Regions from separate parts of the Homo sapiens genome. Here region 2 is linked to region 1. The links are chromatin contacts, found by Hi-C or POLR2A ChIA-PET in ENCODE. All regions are on one chromosome and are shown on one strand. The core of a region is the stretch at or near the end of the contact, and the rest is flanking DNA. Distances in the headings are between cores, read along the strand shown.

What was found. Hi-C counts contacts between places; a loop is a spot of excess contacts on that map. ChIA-PET counts read pairs that join two places held with the same protein, here RNA polymerase II (POLR2A). Pooled maps may share reads with other maps.
Region 2: a loop to region 1 is called in a pooled map, with 4 times the contacts of the local background. The contact joins the enhancer-like site here to the promoter of TBCCD1 in region 1. A Hi-C loop is called at or near these places in 1 of 168 maps with a recorded cell type or tissue (aorta) and 4 of 50 pooled maps. POLR2A ChIA-PET finds 5 or more read pairs at or near these places in 1 of 52 experiments (PC-9).

The regions. Positions count from the first base shown.
Region 1 is chr3:186,563,747-186,569,813 of GRCh38, reverse strand. TBCCD1 (TBCC domain containing 1) reads left to right here and starts at 2,475. Exons shown (of 8, transcript NM_018138.5): 1 at 2,475-2,547; 2 at 5,442-5,820. The coding sequence starts at 5,485. RefSeq lists a silencer at 2,282-2,571.
Region 2 is chr3:185,655,225-185,661,291 of GRCh38, reverse strand. IGF2BP2 (insulin like growth factor 2 mRNA binding protein 2) reads left to right here. Exons shown (of 16, transcript NM_006548.6): 11 at 2,883-2,951; 12 at 3,890-4,006. Among named protein-coding and RNA genes, the nearest start is that of IGF2BP2-AS1, 55 kb to the left of the region's middle. Within about 2 kb of position 2,576, at least 16 of the 41 ENCODE cell types and tissues checked have a DNase peak (open chromatin) inside an H3K27ac peak, as active enhancers do; they include PC-9, where a contact is called at or near this core.

The DNA of each region.
Region 1 (6,067 bases), core at 1,226-3,725:
ACCTCTGAACTATACTTCAATCTGTTCACTACATCTCCATTACCAGGATTCTGGGTCACAGTGTATCTCTCACCTGGCCAGGGCCTCCTAACTGGCCTCCTTGCCCCCACTCTTAATATCTTCCTTAATATCTTAATATATGTTGCTCATCCCTGTCCCTCACTCCATGATTTAAAAAAAAAAAAAAAAAGCCCGGGCGCGGTGGCTCACCCACCCAAAGTGTAATCAGCACTTTGCGAGGCCGAGACGGGCGGAGCACCTGAGGTCAGGAGCTTGAGACCAGGCTGGCCAACATGATGAAACCCTGTCTCTACTAAAACTACAAAAATTAGCCAGGTGTGGTGGCGAGCGCCTGTAACCCCAGCTGCTCGGGAGCCTGAGGCAGGAGAATTGCTTGAACCTGGGAGGTGGAGGTTGCAGTGAGCCGAGTTCCTGCCACTGCACTCCAGCCTGGGCGACAGAGTGACACACCGTTTCAAAATAAATAAATAAATAAATAAATAAAAAATAAAAGTCAAATCATGTCACTCCCCTGTTTAAAAGCCTGGAATGGCTCTTCATTTGCACTTAGAATAAAATCCCAACTCCATGCTAGTTTACAAAGCCGTTTATGCTTTGTAAACCTATTATACTCCTAACCATGCTCCAGCAAAACTTGCTTCCTTTCTTTTTTTTGTATACACCGAGCTCATTCCTGCCGAGGGCCTTTGTGCTAGCTATTGCCTTTGCCTGAAACACTGTACTCTCCCTCATGTGCTAGCATGGGTGATTCCTTCTTTAACTCATATATCAGCTTAAAGGTCGCCACCTCAGGGAGGACTTTCCCTGACCAATTAATCAAAATTAGCCCCTACTGAGTTCCTTACTCTTACACCACCCTGTTTTCTTTTCTTTATTTCTTTTTTTTTCCTGAGACAGAGTCTCGCTCTGTCGCCCAGGCTGGAGAGCAGTAGCGTGATCTTGGCTCACTGCAACCTCCGCCTCCTGGGTTCAAGCGATTCTCCTGCCTCAGCCTCCCGAGTAGCTGGGACTACAGGCGCACACCACCATGTCCGTCTAATTTTTTTGTATTTTTAGTAGAGACTGGGTTTAACCATGTTGGCCAGGCTGGTCTCGAACTCCTGACCTCAAGTGATCCACCCGCCTCAGCCTCCCAAACTGCTGGGATTATAGGCATGAGCCACCACGCCCGGCCTCCTATTTTTTTCATCCCTGGTCCCTAGACTTACACACTGAAATGCCAGTTTCATGAGAGCATGAATCTATATTGTTCTGTTCACAGCTGTATAAAAGAGCACCTTAGAACAGTGCCTGGCATGGAGTAGGTGCTGAAGTACTTTTGAGTCAAAGTTACTGGGATGGTGATCATTGTATGGCTGGCTTCTTACTCTTCAGGCCTCAGCTCAAATTTGGCACCACAAAGTGGCCTTCCCTGACCCCCCGCCCCAATTTTCATAGCATTTTTCACTATTTGAAATTATCTTATTTTATTCCTTAATATGTATTGTCTATTCTCCCTGTTATACACTCCAAGAAAGCAAGGACCTTGTCTGTTTTGTTCACTTCTGTCATTCTAGTGCGTACCACTGTGCCAGACACACAGTGGTACTCAACAAGTAACAGCAGGGTCACTGAGCTAATAAGTGGTGCAGCCTGGATCCTAACCCAGGTATGTGTAAATTTGAAGCCCCTGCTTTCAGGAAGATACCCAGTAGGGACAATGGCCACACAAAAGAGGAACTAAATTGCATTTTACGGTCTAATTTACCTTTGTATCTATCACACCTAGAGAGGCCATAAAGGAACTAAAAAAAGCAGGAAATGTCCAGAAATTCTGAAATGGAAGTTTAAAGGAAGGAGTGATGGCTTCTGCCCGGTAATCTGAAAAAGCTTCATGAAGGTGGAAACACGGCAGGAAAGCTAACAGAGTTAAGGAGCTGACACCGAGGGGCGGCAGGGAGTGCCAGTCTTGCTTCAGACGCCCTGGGCTTGAATCTTGGCTCCATCTCTTGTGTGACCTTAGGGTTGTGTTATTTTCACCTTTCTAGGCCCTAGTTTCTTCATCAGTAAAACGAATGTACTTAAAGGGCTCTTGACAAGACTTAGGAAATACACATAAAGTTGCTTTACACAGTGCTGAGACCATAGTAAGTGCTCTATAAATGCAAACTGCCATTAGTATTAGTAGCATTTCTGATGAAAGCGTGCTGATCTTACCAGCAGCTATTAGCTGACCACAGTTATGCGGAGCAACAGAAAGCTTCCTACCCCCCCGGGTTGAAAGGCGCGACACCAGAAAGCGGTGGGTCTGGCTCCAGGTGCCACTGTTGCGGACTCTCGACCCCAGCCTAGATTTTCTCAGACGCTTGAGCCGCAATCTGCCGCTCTAGCAACGGGGTCCGCCAGGTCTCGGTGGTGCGGGGCCTCGCGCTTGCGCAGTGGGCACGGCAGCGGCGCGCGGAGGAGGGTGAGGGGCGGGCCCAGCGAGCGGACGCCGGGCGCGGCGGCGCGCGGAGAAGTGCGGCGGAGCGGCGCCTGCATTAGCAGGTAACCGCGCACTGGGTGCGCCGGGGAGGGCGGTGTGGGTTAGTCAGGCTTCAGGCTTGGGTCGAGGAGGCTGCCTTCGCGCTTACCGCGTCTCGGGTCAGCTACCGACCCTGTCAGCGTGAGCGTCTGTGTTCCTGAAGTCCGGTCGCGACGCTGGGGCGGCCCACGCAGAGTCCCACCCCGGATCGCGTCCAAGGTGGCGGCGAAGCCCCAGGACAGCCGCCTTGGACCCACGCCGATCTCCCGACCTGAAAAACCTTAACCTCAGGGCACCGCCAGGGTCAGAGCCCCAGTTTATGTTTGTTTACGGATTGAGCCCTCTCGATTCTCGGAGTTAGAATGGAGGGCTCATCTCTGGGATCTGGCTGTTGACAGGGGCTCAGTACCTCACAGAGCAGCCTCTTTACATTTTGGAGAGAACCGAGGTCTTCCTCGCCTAACTTTTATCGTCTGGTTTTACTCAAAACGACTCCAGTCTCTCCACATTGGAAGACAGCTGCCTTTTGCCCTTCCACGCCCTTCTTTTGAGTTTACTCTCCCTGGTTCTTTCACCTGGCTTCCTGTCTAAGACTCTTTATTCTGGAAATTCTCTTCTGGATCCACTCCCGTTTTTAAGAGATTCTCCCAAAACTGGATTCCTAGAGTACATTTATAGTAATGCAGTTCTCAAGTCAGACCTGAATCCTAATCTAGAGCTGTGCCAGCTAAGTAGGTGTCCTTAGGGAAATCCCTTAACTTCGCTAAGCCTCATTTTTTTTTCATCGAAAATGTGTACAGTCTTAAGTACTGTATCTCCAGGTGGTTGTGAGGATGAAAGGAGGTGAAGTATGCAAAATCATGAGCATGATACCTGGTACATAGTAAGCACTCGATTGATGTCAGTTATTTTTCCGAACAGATGATTCTCGAGAGAGGCACAGTTGGCAGGCCGGGTGCGGTGGGTCACGCCTGTAATCCCAGCACTTTGGAAGGCCAAGGCAGGCGGATCACCTGAGGTCAGGGAGTTCAAGACCAGCCTGGCCAACATGGTGAAACCCTGTCTGTACTAAAAAAATACAAAAATTAGCCTGGCGTGGTGGCGGGAGCCTGTAATCCCAGCTACTTGAGAGGCTGAGGCAGGAGAATCGTTTGAACCTGGGAGGTGGAGGTTGCAATGAGCCGAGATCGAGCTATTGCACTCCAGCCTGGGCAACAGAGCGAGACTCCGTCTCAAAAAAAAAAAAAAGAGAGAAGCACAGTTTTCTTAGAATCAAATGCAAAATATAATAATAGCAATAAAATTTTCATCAGTCATATAATTGATTTTTTAAATTAGTTTTTATATTTTTAAAAAAATGATGTTGCTAATGTTGAGGAGTGCACAGTGAAGTAGGTACCAGAGTCAAAGGATGGTACAATTTGATAAAATCATTTGGAAGCAACAAGGATATATTTCACAAGCTTTAGAAATGTCAATTACTTAATTTCACAAAAGTACATCTGAAAATTTTCACACAGAAATAATTCGTAATGCAGAAAATATGAAGAAAGATGGTAGTGATAGCATTATTTACACTTGTGACAACATTTGAACTTTTGTAATGAAATTTTTTAACATACACAAAAATAGAATCAGTGAGCCCCCCACGTACCCATTACCCCACTTCAATAATGATCAGTATTTTGCCTATGTTGTTTTTGTGAAAAATCTGAAACCTAGTAAGGTGTCTAAAAATGGGAGAAGAGTTGAATAAAATGGGATACATTTATTTAGAATACTATAAAGCTTTTGAAACAGTACAGAATTGTGTATGTAACATCACAACTGTGAAAATTCAAAAACTAACATCTAATTTATGTGTAGAAAAAAGACAAAGAGGCCAGGCATAGTGGCTCAAGCCTGTAATCCTAGCACTTTGGGAAGCTGAGGCGAGGGATCACTTGAGGTCAGGAATTTGAGATCAGCCTGGCCAACATAGTTAAACCCCATCTCTACTAAAAATACAAAAATTAGCCAGGTGTGGTGGTGGACGCCTGTAGTCCCAGCTACTGGGGAGGCTGAGGCATGAGAATCGCTTGAACCTGGGAGGTGGAGGTTGCAGTGAGCTGAGATCATGCCACTGCACTCTAGCCTGGGCAACAGAGGGAAACTCCATCTCAAAAAAAAAAAAAAAAAAAGAAGAAGAAGAAGGAAATACAATAAAATATTAATTTGTTGCCCTTTACTTGTGGGATTGTGGATGGTTCCCTGTTTTTGTATTTTATAAATATTCCATAAAAATCATGTATCATTGTTACAACAAAAAAAAATCTAAAAAATCACACCTGAACTGAGCAGGATCAAATATGCTAGAGTGGGTTCACTGTTATAGAGAATAAAGATGCTGTAACTTCTCCTGATCTATTCTTGCAGTCTACATTTACATTAGCATTCTTGCCTGCTGCCTCACATTAGCACTTCATATTGAATTTATATGCTCAGCTAACATGTCCAGATCTTTAACCAACTGTCTTCTGTGTAAGTGATTTAACTCTGTGAAATGTATTTCCCTTATTTTGAACAGTGTTCCCCCTCAGAGTAGAAAAAGGTTTCCTGTGATAGGATGACTTTTTTCCCCTCATTCATTTTCTTCCTGGGATCTCACTCAGACTTCATGCATCTACACACACTTCCTAAAACAAGGATTTCTAACAATTCAAGTAAGATAATTTTGTTTTATCACAATTTTTTTCTCAGATTATAATGAGATCTGATTAAAAAAACTGTTCTGCTCTTGGTTGGTGAACTAGAGCTGCCTTTTAAGATGATGATGTAGTACATATGACACAGTTGAGAGAGAGGGGTCACCTTCCAAGAAAAAATGCATAAATGAGACTTGTTTCAAATCAGTTTATGAAGAAACTTTGTTTCCTAGGTATGCAAAGAAGCCTTTTCACCCTGATGTCCTTAGAGATAATATGGATCAGTCCAGAGTTCTCCTCTGGGTGAAAGCAGAACCCTTTATAGTGGGTGCCTTGCAGGTCCCCCCTCCATCCAAGTTTAGTCTTCACTATCTCAGGAAGATATCCACCTATGTGCAAATCCGGGCCACAGAAGGAGCTTACCCGCGCCTCTACTGGTCTACATGGAGGCACATCGCTTGTGGGAAGCTGCAGTTGGCCAAGGACCTGGCGTGGCTTTACTTCGAAATATTTGATAGTCTTTCAATGAAGACACCTGAGGAGCGCCTGGAATGGTCTGAGGTTCTGTCCAACTGCATGTCTGAGGAGGAAGTTGAAAAGCAGAGAAATCAGGTACGGATTGATATGTGTGTATACTTAATTACTTTTGGAAAGAAACCATTCTTTTTTAAATTAAAAAATGTTTTTGCTTATTACAATTTTTAGATAGAAACAGAGTTTCACTTTGTTGCCCAGGCTGGTCTTGAACTCCCGGCTTCAAGCAGTCTTCCTGCCTCGGCCTCCCAAAATGTTAGGATTACAGGCATGAGCCACCATGTCTGGCCCAATAAACCATTCTTAATTTTTGTATTAGCTGTAA
Region 2 (6,067 bases), core at 1,327-3,826, 910 kb after region 1:
TATTTGAGTCTGTTTGTGGATAAGGCTCAGAAAGATTAAATAATTTTTTCCAACTTGTAGAGGTAGTGATTCAGAGACTCAGATCTTCTGACACCAGAAACTAACTTCTATATACAGGGGCTAATGGCAGAGCCTCCGCTAGAAACAAGCTCCTGATTGCAAGTTCAAGATTCTTTCCCTGTGACAATTTTTCAGCTGTTACTCATGAATAAAAGAGAATTTGTCCTTTTTATCCTTTGACAGCTAATTTTAAAAATCTCTTTCTTACCCTGAGTTCCTAGGAAGTCTAAATTTGATAGTATTTATGTGAGAAGTATTTGAACCCAGAATAGGAGCCACACTGTGGCTTGTCTATTCCCGGCCTCACATGAGTTTTGTAAGGAAATGGCAAATCATAGTTCAAAGGAATTATTTCTGCCATGAGACCTGAAGGAACGATTCTTCAGGCGGGAGGAGGGCTGAAGTGCTCTTTTCCCAGACTAGAGTTTTGTGCAGAAGAGTTGCATGAATTCTCCCCCAGCTCTTCATGGCCCAGGACACGGACCTGCAGAGAAAGCTCTGGAGCTGATGTTCTTTCCAGGGGGTCCTTAGAAGCAGAGCCAAGAGAGAGAAACTGCTTCACCCACCTTCCTGCAAAACTTGAGCTTGCCAAGAGACTGCTGATCTCATAGCGCCCTCTTGTGGGCATGAGGGGCTGCTGCAGCCCCTTTCCAAGTCAAAGCAAGGCTCTCACTACAGCCGTGTTAAGTGGAGCTCTGTCGCCGGCAGGCGTGGCTGGTAACCTACAGCAGCCCTGGAGCAGCTCCTCAAGTTGTTCACATCTCTGCCTTCTCATTCCAAGCTCAAAAAGGGCAACGGTTTCATTTTGTCCCTAATGGGTCATAAGGCAAAATCCTAACCTTCAGGAGATTCGGGGGATGGAGGGCATTGCCTGTCACTGTGAGATTTGCTCAGGGATCCTCAAGTGAAAGCTGGGTCACCAGACTCCAAACCTCAGCCACGTCTGACCACTGTTGGAATCGTCTTCCTGGAGGACTATCTTGCAGGGTGGGCCTGTGGGAATTGGTTCCATGGTGCCCAGAGCTGTTCACTTCCTTTCCTGGAACAGCAATGTCAGTGTTGACCCAGCCTTGTGTAAAGCACAGCTAGCAATTCTGCTGACTCAGGTCAGCGTTCTGCCTGTAAGAATATATCAGACCGGGCGCGGTGGTTCACGCCTGTAACCTCAGCACTTTAAAGGGAGGCTGAGGCGGGTGGATCACTTGAGGTCAGGAGTTCAAGACCAGCCTTACCAACATGGTGAAACCCTGTCTCTACTAACAATACAAAATTAGCTGAGCTTGGTGGCACATGCCTGTAATCCCAGCTATTTGGGAGGCTGAGGCAGGAGAATCGCTTGAACCCGGGAGGTGGAGGATGCAGTGAGCCGAGATTGCGCCACTGCACTCCAGCCTAGTCAACGAGTGAAACACCATCTCAAAAAAAAAAAAGTATCAAATCAGACATAGTTCCTTCTCATAGGACTGTTGTGAGGATTAAAAGAGTTTATGAATAGACACAAAATATCTATGTTAGTATCTAGTACACAGTACCTATTCAGTAAAAAGCAGCTACTTGGCAGGGTGCAGTGGCTCACACTTATAATCATATCACTTTGGGAGGCTAAGGCGGGTAGATCACCTGAGGTCAGGAGTACGAGACCAGCCTGGCCAACATGGTGAAACCCCATCTCTACTAAAAATACAAAAAATTAACCAGGCGTGGTGGGGGGTGCCTGTAATCCCAGCCACTTGGGAGGCTGAGGCAGGAGAATCGCTTGAACCTGCGGGGGCGGAGGTTGCAGTGAGCCGAGATCGCGCCACTTCACTCCAGCCTGGGCGAAAGAGTGAAATGCCGTCTCAAAAATAAAGAAATAAAATAAAAGCAGCTACTTTCTAAATTTCTATTTTCTTAATAGCTCTACTTTTTTTCTGTCCATATCTGCCCTCCTGTTCCCTGCTCCTCTCTCTCCACATTCATTTTCTTTCTCTCCTCTCTCAGTCACTCTCTCTCTTTTTTTTTTCTTATGGAGACAGGGCCTTGCTCTGTCGCCCAGGCATAGCACCAGTGCAGTGGTGCAATCATAGCTCACTGCAGCCTCAAATTCCTAGGCTCAAGTGATCCTCCCACTTCAGCCTCCTGAGTAACTGGGACCAGAGTGCACACTACCACACCCAGCTAATTTTTTATTTTTATTTTTTATACAGATGGGATCTCTCTGTGTCACCCAGGCTAGTCTCAAGTTCCTGAACCCAAGTGATCCTCCCATTTCAGATTCCCAAAGCTCAGTCTCCTTTGACATTTCTCCCTTCTCAGGATTCTTTCCATTCCTTCTAGAATTCTCTGATGGAGCTGACTGATCTATCTGCCCAGGAACACATTTGCTTGTTCTGAATAACTCTTGGGTATTGTCCAGCACACTCTGTTCTTTTTCATCTACGACTCATCATTCTCCAGAAAACGGAAGGCACTGGCCCCGCCTCTCCACCCGAGGGCAGGTTAAGAGTGTATGGGTGCAAGTGCCAGTGGGTGTATGTGTGTATGTGTGTGTTCACACCCATGGTATGTTCCTAGGACGCCTCAGGCATGACTCAGCTTAGAAATGATGAACATTTAGCCCAGAGAGCTACTGCAACCAGGGGACATCTTGCCAAGCATTCCGTGGTCTGAGTGGGAGAAGTGGAGCAGAGATCTGAGACACAGAGGGACAGGCGTGTAGACACGACAGTGGAGCCAGCTGATGCCACAGAGAGCCTGTGTCGCATGTTGGGAATCTGGCCTCCCTGAGGCCAGTGACAGTCCCTGAGAGCACCCGCCCACTGACTCTTTCTCTCATGCTGCAGACCCACTCCGGATACTTCTCCAGCCTGTACCCCCATCACCAGTTTGGCCCGTTCCCGCATCATCACTCTGTAAGTGCCCCCTCAGTTCAGCCGCACCTGCCACTTCTCCTGGGGCTAGGCCCACTTGGCCCTTGGTGGCCAGTGAATGTTCACAATGCAGATCTTGTCTCCTGTGGTTCTGGTTTGTCCTGGGAGTGACACACCTCAAAGCCTGAGCACGCCAAACTCCCCAGCACCCGAGTGCTCTTGAGGTTCTGCAGAGGCCTAGGCCGTTGCTGTTGCACCTGTGGATGCTCGCACACCTCACAGGTCGCAGGAACTGCTGCAGATGGGCAAGCAGAAGGCCAGATGAGCACGTGCTGTTGGCACTGAATAGCAGAGTTTCCAAAGATCTTTGAACAAAGTCTAGCAAATGAGAATGTCATTTGCACAGACCCCACTTGCAAGGACCCCTGGCAGCCTTGCCCAAGAGCCTCTGCCTTTTGTCACAGGGTCCCAGGAGGGATGGTTCACCCCATCTTCCTGGAGCCAGTCACCGTGCAGCTGGGTCAGGTCAAGTTTAGTTGTGAAAATGCTTCTCCGGATACCAGATGTGTTGGGCAGCTTTCCATTCCCTCTAACAGAATGCCTTGGGGCCGTCTTCAGGCCAGGTATGTTTAATAGCTGTTTTCATTTCTTGGGTGAAGACACAGGAGAGATACAGATCACATTTGTATAAGACAGAAAACCTGCGATCAGACAGCTTTTGGAATCCAACAAATTGAGAAGCTCAAGAGGAGGATGCCCTTGATTATCACTAGCGCTGCCTGTGCTCAGGTCCCTTCCTCAGGCTTCACACCTGCAGAGCCGCAGGCCGCAGAAGGATCCTGTGCACCATTTTGGCCATTTCCTTGGGTGGCGGGGCCTTCCCACCATGGGGTTCATGGTAAGGTGCTTGGTACCTGTTGAGTGCCTGGAGGAGAAAGCCTGGTTGGAATGATGTCTTCTTTCTTGTCTCGCCCTCCCAGTATCCAGAGCAGGAGATTGTGAATCTCTTCATCCCAACCCAGGCTGTGGGCGCCATCATCGGGAAGAAGGGGGCACACATCAAACAGCTGGCGAGATTCGCCGGAGCCTCTATCAAGGTGAGGCTGCTCCTGACGGCCCTGTGGCCCTTCTACCACCTCCTCTCATCCCACGGCCCTTGTTCCCTCTCAGTCCCAGGCAGCGCCACACCATGCAGAGACAGAGTCCCACAGAGATCTAGAACATTTGCCCCATGACTATTCCCGTCCGCTCTCATCTTTCCTTTTCTTATTCCTTTACTGTTCAGCTAACCACTGAATTAGAAAAAAATAGTAGCAGACAACCCAACCCAGTCCTTTTTGTTTTATCATTGTTGTCCTCAAGAAGATAAAGAAAGGTTGAGGATTTTCCCAAGCTAAGGGAAGGGACTGCGGTGAAGTGATAACTTAGCAGGTACCAGTATGCGGTGCTTTAATGAGTCTCCACTTCACAGGCCCTGAACTACCAGAAAATAATGTGGATAAAAAACTCTTTGAAAAGCAATGATAAAATCATAAACAAAAGCTGAGGGTCTAACCCGATATGCAACCCAGCCTGAGCATAGCAACTCAGGAAGGACGGTCCTTGACTTATGGAAAGGCTGCGAATGCAGACGTGGCTGCAGCTCCAGGCCCACATCCTGCCTCCTTGAGCACAGTGTGGAGAATCATCAGAGAAGCTGAAAGGGGAGGATTATTTGCCCCTGGTCCTGCTCCAAGACCAGCTATCAGCTCTGACTCACGGGCAGAATGCTGAGCACGTCCCAAGCCTCATGAAACATTTTCGGAAACAGAGTTTTTGTTGTTACGCAAAATAATTTGCTACCATGGGACAACCCAGAATTCCAAATGAGAAGTCTCATGACTTGGAGAGAAAGAATGCTTACACTTTCTCCCCAGGAAGAGCTGGAATTTCTCCCACAGCAAGTGTGCTAGAGGAAAAACAAAAACAAAATATTCTGAGTAGTACAGAACAAGGGTTGCACTGAGACCATCAGAGAATTTCACTTTGGTGAATCATTTTCCCTCTCAGACCTCATTTATCTTATCTGCAGAGTGGACAGACAGGATGAGAGCCCTGAGGTGTGGGGGCCCTTGTGCCCAGCAGTCCTGCTGCAGGTGAGACCCCGGCCTAGGCACTGATAGGCAGGTGCTGGCCTGACCCCTGAGGGTGGGCTGAGTAAAGTGTGGAAGACCCCCTGGCTGGCTGCAGCCCTTGGGCCTTGCCCAGCTTTCAGTCCTGCAGTCTGAGATGCCGGCAGGAGAAAGGACCGTTTCAACTAAAAGGGGCTTGAGGGACCATCTCATCCAATCCCCGTCTTGTTCAGCAGAGAAAAGTGAGGCTCAGAGAGTGCCGGGACATGGGCAAGGCACACATGTGGCAGGGCTGCCTCTGAGATGGAAATTCTGCTGACTTCTGGGATATCCAGCACCTCCTGGGGCTCACCACTACAGCGCCTCTTCATTTACTATTGCCCATGAGGAGCTGGGGCCTAGGGAGTTTTCACTGGCTTGTCCAAGGCCACAAAGCTGAAGAATGAGAGAGCCAAGATTTGCCCAGGTTATCCTGTTTCTGGTCTAGTGTGTTTTTCCACCATATCAACCTAACTGTGATGCCAGAATCATTCCCAGCAGGGCCTTTAGGAAAAGAAGAGATCAGTCGCATGGGCTGCATCCCACAGTCCCAGGTCCCAGCAAGGTCGAATGGTGACGTGTCACTGTGCTCCTGGCCTCTGTGATGGGCAAAGACAGCAGTGCTGCGTCAGGAGGACAGAATGGACTCTACAGCTTAGGAAGGTCCAGACAATGTTTTTTATGCTGGGCCAACAATCTTTTCCAGCAACCTTCTACTTCCCCAGCCCCTGCCTCGCTCCATAGCATAAACCAGGGAGGCCAAATATTTGTGAAGGAAATTTCCAAATTTTTAAAATCAGTCAGCCGGGCGTGGTGACTTATACCTGTAATCCCAGCACTTTGGGAGGCTGAGGCAGGTGGATCACCTGAGGTCAGGAGTTGGAGACCAGCCTGGGCAATAGGGTGAAACCCCATCTCTACAAAAATATAAAAATTAGCCATGCATGATGGCGGGTGCCTGTAATCCCAGCTACTTGGGAGGCTGAGGCAGGAGAATCACTTGAACCT